2 separate regions of the Homo sapiens genome follow, and region 2 is linked to region 1. Evidence: chromatin loops called from intact Hi-C (ENCODE). Cell type or tissue: psoas muscle. All regions are shown on one strand.

Evidence for each region. Peaks named below come from ENCODE experiments on the same cell type or tissue, not always from the same donor. Only the 100,000 strongest peaks of a DNase experiment are listed, where the experiment ranks them.
Region 2: it touches region 1 in a loop (2.7-fold over the local background); 4 of 110 quality-filtered maps call a loop at or near these places.

The regions. Positions count from the first base shown.
Region 1 is chr15:48,783,038-48,788,037 of GRCh38, reverse strand. It overlaps CEP152 (centrosomal protein 152), which reads left to right. Exons shown (of 27, transcript NM_001194998.2): 10 at 3,918-4,065. Among named protein-coding and RNA genes, the nearest start is that of CEP152, 26 kb to the left of the region's middle. In psoas muscle, no CTCF peak of the experiment used is centred here; a DNase peak (open chromatin) is centred at 2,627.
Region 2 is chr15:48,371,884-48,376,883 of GRCh38, reverse strand. No RefSeq gene overlaps it. Among named protein-coding and RNA genes, the nearest start is that of DUT-AS1, 43 kb to the right of the region's middle. In psoas muscle, no CTCF peak of the experiment used is centred here; no DNase peak of the experiment used is centred here.

The DNA.
Region 1 (5,000 bases):
CTGTTGAGAAATGATTCTTGGGAAGAGAGTAAATTTTGAGGACAGTATAATTTATAAAATAAGACAGTCTGATCTAGACTTAATGAGATTTGCATCTTGAGCATATTGCACAGTGAATTTTTATTATTTTCACTCAAGGGGGAATAAAATATTGAAAGCTAAATGTGAGTCAGGTGGTGAGTTTGCTTGTGCTCCATAACTCTAGGTAATCACTTGAGTGAATAACATTTCAGAATTTATTTTTCTTAATGTAATTTCAAAATTGATTTAACTTAAGGGAAGGAGAGAAGAAAAATCAGATGTGAGGGTATGGAAAATTTCACCACACTTAAAATTCATGCTGATTTGGGTTATTTCTGACCTATATAGCTGCCTCTAATTTTTCCATGCTTTTAGGTAGAACTATATAAGAGTGCATTACTGGCAATAATTATTTATCATTTTATTTTATTTTTACATGTATTTATGTGTGTTTTTATTATATCTATTTCATTATGTATTTATTTTATATAAAAAAATTGTGAATTTGATCAATGTGGAGGATATATAGGAGTAGGGAAAGATGAAGGCCAGTTACGGTGGCTCATGCCTGTAATCCCAGCACTTCGGGAGGTTGAGGCAGGTGGATCACTTGAGCCCATGAGTTCAAGACTAGCCTGGGCAAAATAGTGAATCCTTGTCTTTACGAAGAAAAAATAACAAATTAGCTGGGCATGGTGGCATGCGCCTGTAGTCCCAGCTACTTGGGAGGCTGAGGTGGGAGGATTGCTTGAGCTCAGGAGGTCGAGGCTGCAGTGAGCCATGATTGCACCACTGCATTCCAGCCTGGGTAACAGAGTGAGACTCTTTTTCCAGAAAAAAAAAAAAAAAAAAACGAAGGCTATACCAAATTATTGAAAAGTCTACTTTATAGAATATTTAAACAGAATTTGAGATGTAGCTTCATAAATTTTTATTTTATTTTATTTTAAAGTTAGTTTTGGCCAAACATAGGGTAACATTGAAGTTAGTTGGACTTGGACAGTAGCCCTTCTTGGATGACTGGAGAAGAGTGGATCCTGGTGGCTTTTCCTTATTGGGTTGGGGGTCTCCATTCTCTGTTGACTTAAACACAGTTTCATTAGGGATGGATTGGAAGGAATTTCTAGTGTTTTCTACCCCTGTGCCCACTGCATTACTCTGTTGTCCACTGCCCCACCCCCTTCAATAGAAGAACTCTACAGTAAAGTCAGAACAAATTCTTGATTCTGTGCTGGGTGGGTTTCAGACCCCGGAATCCATAAATTGAAGGTGTTAAGGTCTTTTCCCACTGTTACGTTCTTTGCCTATTTTTACTTTGTTTTATTATTATTTTTTTTAACAGAGCATGGCACTGATGTTAGGCTCTGCATATAATTGCATAGCTGCTTTGCAAAGTGGTGATTCCAAAGCGCCTAACAGAAGCCCAGACCTCGGCATCATGCCACATATCCATGTAACACACCTATACACATATCCCCTGAATCTAAAATTAAAAACAAAATGTCTGTAATTAGTATATTTTGAGAAATTTATGGATTGTAAAATTATTAGTGTTTTTCTTAAGACAGCAGCTTTTCTGGGTAGAAAAGATTGTATGCACTCACAACATATTATAATAGTTCTTTTTTTTTGGCTGATTTTCCCTTGAATTTGTTTAGTGAGACAGAAAAGGTGAAAGAAATGGGCTTCTTGGAGCTCATAGTGTTCCTCCAATGTCATAATTCTCTCCTAGTAAACTATCGCCTGGACTCTCTCCACCAAACTGACTTTTACCTCCTCCCATTCATGGAAGTGTCATGTTAAGATCTCTGATTATCTCCTTGTTGGTATATTACTTTTTTCCTTCTGTCTCCTTGAAAACTTCAGCTTTTGGTGAAGTCATGGACTTTGGTTTCTATGTCATAACCTTTTACCTTTTCTTTAATGTTATATTTAAAGGCTCCACTTTGAACACTTTCTGTTGGCTTAGAGACTCCCACAGACTTCTCTGTGTGTGGTCCAGTCCTCATTTTCCTGTGTGCTAGAACCCTGTCCAGTTCTTTTTCCCTCCCACAGATTCAGCTGTCATCTCTATCATCTCTCTCTCTCTCTCTCTCTTTTTTTTTTTTTTTGAGATGGAGTCTCGCCCTGTTGCCCAGGCTGGAGTTCAGCCGTCATCTCTTTATCATTACACTTGTCTCAGTCTTGAAAAATGTCTGCCCATATCAGACTTGAACTACTCAAGCTAATCATGGCAAACATTGAGCTACTCAATCTTTTTTGATTTTTGGTATTAAAACTTTAAACTTTAAAGTTTTATGAGTATGATCTGTTTTCCTGAACTTGTCAATAGGATACACCATAGTTTAATTGATTTTTACATAAAATCAAATTATTGGCAGAGTCTGCCTTTTCTTTACAATTTTTTTATACCTACCTTTTCTTTAACTTTGTTTGCTAGTTCCCAGTCCCTTGTTAACACTATTGTGACCTCCCCAGAATATAAATATTAGCTGTCTCCCCACCCCTTCTTGCTGTCATTACTGTCATGCTGTCATTAATATGAGCTCATTCATTGTTTTTGCCACGTTACTTTGGCGCTTTAGAACCAGGTTTCTCAAGCTGGCCTGGAATTCGCAGCAGTGTGCCAGGAGGTTTGCAGTGCTGAATAAACATGGACTAGTTTCCAGAAGCTTCATTTTGCTCAAAAATTTAGTAGAAAAAATTTAAAGCAAACACAGCTTCATTATGAAATAGAATACAAAATTCACATGGATTTTTAAGCTAAAATGGGAGACTTCAGAGTCTCTTTGCTTCAAGGTAGTTATGTATTGGTGCTCTTATGGGATGTACCTTGTGTTAGTATCCTTAAGGTATTATTGGGCTTTAGGTTATACTACAGATCAGGCAGCAAAAGCCTAAGGCCTTTTCTCTACTTCAAAGCCCTTTCTCAGTATTCTTCTTATTTCTTATTTTCTTTAGGTTTTCTTGGGTAATTTCAGTTAATCAACTTAACTCATTCCTCTGCCTCTCCCATGCTCTGCCATTTGCCTGGAATTCAGCCTGTGTAGCCTTTTTTGAAAGAAAGGTGATGATTTCGACAGTGTGTTTGTTCTACCTGGACTCAGGACTCCCGTGGTTTATTACACCCAAACATATTTTCTTTTGGAAGAAACTTGAGTATATTGCATACACACTCTATATTTTATGTAATCCCATATAGTTACACACATGCACATACACATTTACCCTATTTTTCTTTGTCATTTATTTTTCAAGTGTTTCTTACAGCACTTGATATGTCTAAGGCACTGCAGAAGCACCTTCAAGGGGGCTATTAAGAGAAATAAGACATCTAAAAGGTGGAGAAAGATAAGAAAGAAACAGATCAAGTTTAAAAGAATTTCAGAGGAGGGAAAGATTATTTTTTGGCTGCTCTTAATGGAATGAACTTTTGGCTGCTTAGAATACAGTGAGTTTTCATGTGTTTATCTATATCCTTACTGTTTTGGGATACAAATAGCATGATTCAAAGTAGTCTGCCTAAATATATATACATACACTTATACTGACAATATAAAATACGCATAGGAATGTAATACATTTTCTTTGGCTTGAATAAAATCTAATTTTTGAATAACTCATTGTCTTGTGAATATAGAGTTGAAGGAGACTTTAGAAGGCACCTAATTCAACCTTTATTAGCATAATTACAAAAGAAGAAACAGACTGAAGAGTTGAAGCTTCACCCAAGCTCTTGACTCCCAGTTCTGTGCACTTTACCTTGTAAAAGAGGTGATGCTCCCATGTGATGATCTTGTGTTTGACATCAAATCTAATTATGTATCATAATTTTTAGTTTACTCTTTATTAAAACTCTTTATGAAAATGACTTCCTGAACTTTTTTTCTATTTAGGAAGACATTTGCTCTCGTCTGAAAGATCACGTGAAACAACTGGAAAGGAATCAAGAAGCAATCAAGTTAGAAAAGACTGAGATCATTAATAAGTTGACAAGAAGTCTAGAGGAGAGTCAAAAGCAGTGTGCCCACTTGTTGCAGTCCGGTAGGTGTCTGGTAGGTCCACTGTCTCCCCAGAAGGTTGGTTCAATATGCAGAAAGAATGTAGTAGGATCCATGACTTGTAAAAATCCAGAAGGGACAGAAAACACAATCAGCAATAAATTTCTTTAAAAAAAAGAAATATATATTTTTATATATATACAGAAGGCATATATATATATATACATATATATATATATACATACACACATATATAAAAAAATATATAAAGGTTTAGTTTGTTTTTATTAAATAATTTGGAAGCTGGAGACCAGTATAAAGTACCAAATAAAAATAACCGTAATTCTACTACTGAGATAATTATTGTTAGCATTTGAATGTATTTCCTTCAAATGAAATGAATGTACACACATAGACAATGTCCTGCTTCTTTATGTAATGCATTTCTGAAAACATACTAAAGCTGAACATGCAAAAATTGAACAATAAAATACATTATAGGGTAATTTCTATCCCTGAAAACTAAAAGTGATTATAAAATCCCATTATATTTTGCTTTTTTAGGCCCAATATTTGATCATATAGTTCTATCCTTTGTATAACTTCTTTCATATTTTTCCCCTCATAATGGAATAGTGACTTACCTAGTCAGTTGAGGCCAGAGAGTTACATTTTTGTCATGCTTCAGATTTCTAATATGGTCTTTATAGTATTAAGTTTGAGACATATGCTTCCTATCATTTTAGTTTCAGCAGTTGTTTTATTTCTTATTAATTTTTATAAAATGATATTAGAGCAAAGAACAATAAAATGATCACGTTTGTACAAACACCGCTATATAGACAAAACTTCCCTGTTTGCTGGTAAGTAGCTCACATTGTGAAAACAGGTCAACAGTTATTCATTAACTGATATATGAAAGTCACACTTTGGCATATGAAAGGTAATTTAGACTGTTGGTACAATATGTGAAAGGGT
Region 2 (5,000 bases), 410 kb after region 1:
GCCCCTTTCAGCCATGGCTGGAGCAGCTGGGACACAGGGCACCAAGTCCCTAGGCTGCACACAGAATGAGGACCCTGGGCCCAGCCCACGAAACCACTTTTTCCTCCTGGGCCTCCATGCCTGTGATGGGAAGGGCTGCTGTGAAGACCTCTAACATGCCCTGGAGACATTTTTCCCATTGTCTTGGGAATTAACATTTGACTCTTTATTACTTTTGTGAATTTCTGCAGCTGGCTTGAATTTCTCCTAAAGAAAATGGGATTTTCTTTTCTATCATATTGTGAGGCTGCAAATTTTCTAAACTTTTATACTCTGTTTCCCTTTTAAAACTGAGTGCCTTTAATAGCACCCAAGTCAATTATTGAATGCTTTGCTGCTTAGAAATTTCTTCTGCCAGATATCCTAAATCATCTGTCTCAAATTCAAAGTTCTACAAATCTCTAGGGCAGGGGCAAAATGTTGCAGTCTCTTCACTAAAACATAACAAGAGTCACCTTCACTCAAACATAGCAAGAGTCACCTTTGCTCCGGTTCCCAACAAGTTACTCATCTCCATCTGAGACCACCTCAGCCTGGATTTCATTGTCCATATCATTTTCAGCATTTTAGTCAAAGCCGTTCAACAGGTCTCTAGGAGGTTCCAAATTGTCCCACATTTTCCTGTCTTCTTCTGAGCCCTCCAAACTGTTCCAACCTCTGCCTGTTACCCAGTTCCAAAGTTGCTTCCACATTTTCAGGTATCTTTTCAGCAGCACCCCACTCTACTGGTACAAGTTTACTGTATTAGTCCATTTTTACACTGCTGATAAAGACATACTTGAGGCTGGGCAATCTACAAAAGAAAGAGGCTTAATGGACTTACAGATCCACATGGCTGGGGAGGCCTCGCAATCATGGTCAAAGGCAAGGAGGAACAAGTCACATCTTACACGGATGGCAGGAGGCAAAGTGAGAGCTAGTGCAGAGAAACTCCCATTTTTAAAACCATCAGATCTCATGAGATACATTCACTATCATCAGAACAGCACAGGAAACACCTGCCCCCATGATTCAGTCATCTCCCACTGGGTCCCTCCTACAACACATGGGAATTATGGAGCTACAAGATGAGATTTGGGTGGGGACACAAAGCCAAACCATATCAAAGGCAAAGGGTTTTAAGTCAATCTGTGAGTTGATTGGGCTATTTTTTAGTGCTGATTTTCACCAGAGGAGGGTGGGGATGAGAGAGGAAGGGAGTTCTTGATAGGGTGCTGTTCAAAGGTGCTTGGGGGCAGGTGCAAGGGAGCTGAGATCTTTTCCATATTTCTGTTTCTTCTCTGAGCTCCACAGAGCCAGAGGCCATGAGCAGACAGGCTTTGGGGCCTGGATGACAGTTGTGACAGATATCACTGCCTTCTACCAGGCCCACAGGGAACACAAGATGCTCCAGTGCTGTCAGGATCTAGGGGAAGCTGCTGTCATTTTTGCATCTCCAGGGTTTCAGCTTTGAGATCACCAGGAAATAATACCATGTGGAGGGAGCTGGTGGGATTCTTACAGGGTTGGGGCAAGGTGTTCTGTGACTTTGGGGCAGCAAATACCTGTGAGAGGGCTGGAGTGAATGACTGTGAGAACTGGGTGGGAGCACATATGAGGCACCCCGGGGGATGTCCAGAAACACCTGGAGTAGCTGAGGTCCCACTTCATGCACACAAGCCCTAACTTTCAAAAATGGGTCCCGACTGCTAGCTCAGCTCTGTGTCTCCAGATGGAAGAGATCTGTGAATCTATGAAACCCAAATTGTTCTGGCAGAGCAAACTAACTTTGCCTACTTTATAGCTACCAAGGGATCCAATTCAACTCCATCTTTGAAAACCAGATTAAACTAGTCCAATTTCCATGGTTTAGCTGCCAGTTCTTCATTTGCAGGTTGACAGAAGGGGATGAGAGAAAGAGAGAGGGATTATACTATTTCTGCTCCCTTCTATCCCTATCCCTTTTCTTCCCCTCACTTGATAAAGCAAATAGTAATTTGTCCAAGATTTTTATCAGGGAGACCAATCTCTCTACCCCAGTCCAGGTTTTCTGTGCATAAAGGAGTGAATATATTCTTAGAAATGATATGGAGAGAATGAGTACAAATGGTGAAGTAAAATCTAGCTTCCAGGGCTGCAGAGCTCATGAAGATGCTGGAAGTCATCCAATCCAATCCAATCCCTTCTACGTTCTTGTGCTCATTGCTCTTTCAGCCTCCTGTCCGCCTCCAGTAACATAACAAGAAAAAAAAAAATCGATGGGACTTTATAGCTACATGGTATTGAAGAAAGTCTATCAGTAGACAAAAGAGAATGAATAGTTTGAATGCAGATCATGATGAGAAATGTCAAACCCTTGAGAAAATGTGCTATGAAGGGTAGTATAGGTCAAAACACACTTTCCTCTGAGTTTAAATCTCAGCACTGTGATGTTTAAAAAGAAAAGAATGTCTAGAGAAATAGACATAAAAGATAAGAACTGGGATGAATAAGGAAGGGTGGAGCTCAGGAAACTAATAAGTGAGAAGAATGGAAAGAAATGGGCTACAGCAAAGAGAGTGGGAGTGAGAGCAGAGAAAGAGGCTGATGAACAGAAAAGTGACACTGGGTGTGGACCGAGGACTGGATGCCGAAAGGGTGGGTCGCGACAGATAATGGCAGCCGGGGGAAGGTGAAGCAATCAGAGGATTGGAGACAGGCAGGGAGTGGACCAAGCAAAGAGACTTCACAATCTGTCTGGGGAGAAATGGGGAGGAGGAGGGAGGTAGTGGGGGAAAAGCAAGCATGGCGCAAGTCCAGATAGCTGCACACCGGGGCAGCCTCAGAGGAGTGACTCACCGCCTCTCAGGCAGATTTGCTTCGCAGCCCCTGGTTGGTACGACTACTTGAGCTCATCAAGAAGCTTAGCAAATTAAGAAGTGGTTAAAATACTAAGGGTAGGGCCAGCTATTGTTGCCAGCATAACATGATTAATGTTATACTAGTCTCTTTTCAGCCCTATGGATTCCATCTTGTCTTGTCATTCACATGGACTGTGAAGTCATTCATTTTCTTTTCCTCTAAAACTCTGTGATTCCTTTGCTTAATGTCACTCTGCACAGAACTTGAGCCTCCCTTCACCTCGCCTTGTCTCACAGTAATATGACTAAGTCATTGGTGACACTGACATGGGGAGAGGGAGTTACCAAAATCTTAGAAGACGATGTCTCGCTTATGAAGGGCTATTTAAAATGGAGGTGAGATGCTGTACAGTAACATTCCAGAAAGCAGATACAATGACCGGTGTTTCCAACCATGATCAGTCTTTACAGGGTGTACAGTACAGTGGACAGGCAGCACTCCTTCTCCCTTAGCGTCAGTTTCCTTCATCACAAAATGGTGGTGGGGGCAAGGCTAGGAGGAGGAATTGAACTAGGAATCATTGGAAACGGCTCCTTAGTTTCTTCTCACATCTTGGAGGTGGCTTCCTAGAGTGTTGTGTCTGGAAAGGGATTCTGAGACTACATCATGAGTAAGTGGGAAAATGCTAACATGGGTCATTGTGAAAAATAGCAATTTTTGAGTATTCTGTGAAAGTCACTATTCTAAGTGATCTACATAAATTGTGTCATTATTAATCCATTTTATGATTAAGGAGTCTCACAGTGAGTCTTGCTTAGTGGTGTCTGCCATGGTATAAGTGCCATGGGTTTCTGACTTCTGCACCAAATAATCTCTAAATTCCTTTTTTCACACTCTAGAATACTATAATATGTGAGAGATTACAGCAGTGACCTGCCTTAGGCTACTCCTAATAGGGTTCCTCTTTGCCACTGTCGGTCTTCATTGTCCTTCTCTCCAGGATCCTGAGCACTTCTGCGTGAATGCATGGAAGCAGTCATTGGCTCCATGGCTACTTTCTCATGGATGACGCAGGACAAATGCTGAAACTTGCCTTGCTTTGCCTGCAGCCTCACATAGGTGCTTGGTCAAACACCCTATGCTGGTTGTCAACAAATTCATCATTTTCCCGGTGCTGCCAAAAGTCTGAGTTTGGCGATCATCTTCTGCTCTATGACACTTCACCAGGGGAGATGTCCATCTCCCTTAAATCTCCTGCTAGCATACACTGAGATTTGTGACTCTACATCACAGGTCAACTCCTCATTCATAGCACCGGGAGGATGCTAAAAAAAAAAAAAAAAAAAAAAAAAGCAGGTCATTTTTCTCCAACATCTGTATCCTCTGTGTGTGCCTCCAGAGCTATCCAGGTTAAGAACAGTGATTACAGTTTAACCATAAATCTTTGGTAATGTATCTCTTGTCTCCAGTACTCTAGTGTATGTATTAATAACAACTTCCAAAGTATGTATAATGCCTAATTTATATAATACTTTTATACAGTTAGCTTATATTAATCTTTATCCTCATGACAGGTAAAGTAGGTTTTATTATCACCATCAGTCCAGAAGGAAATCAGGTCCTAGGGAGTTCAAATGATCCTTACATACAGCTGGAAAAAGCAGAACCGGAATTAGAATCTAGATCCTTTGACTAGAGACCTGCAGGACATACAAGAGCAGGAATTTGGTGAAAAACTTGGAGAAGAAATTGAACAAGGGAGTGGGAAGCTTGCTTTATTATAGGTCACCCCATTCCCTGGCTCTGAATAGAATCCAAGAGGCTTGGGTTCAGAGGCAGGTCATGGAACAGAAGCTATAATTGCTAAGTGAAGAAACTGTTGAAATGAGCTGCAAACTTTTTGATTTCTTCATCCCATTTCAGAATCCTGTACAGTAGTGGTTTCCAGTCCATGTTCTGGGGAGCCTTAGGGTCAAGTTTGTGAAGTTTCCTTAGGGTCAACACGACATCATGGTGGAACATCCCTGCAGTACCACTTTCACCTGTCTTAGATATTGGACATCTGCATAAGATTTAAGTTGAAGAATATTTTGCTACTTAGGAAAAATCTTTGCAATTCGTCATTATACAGGACTATTTAA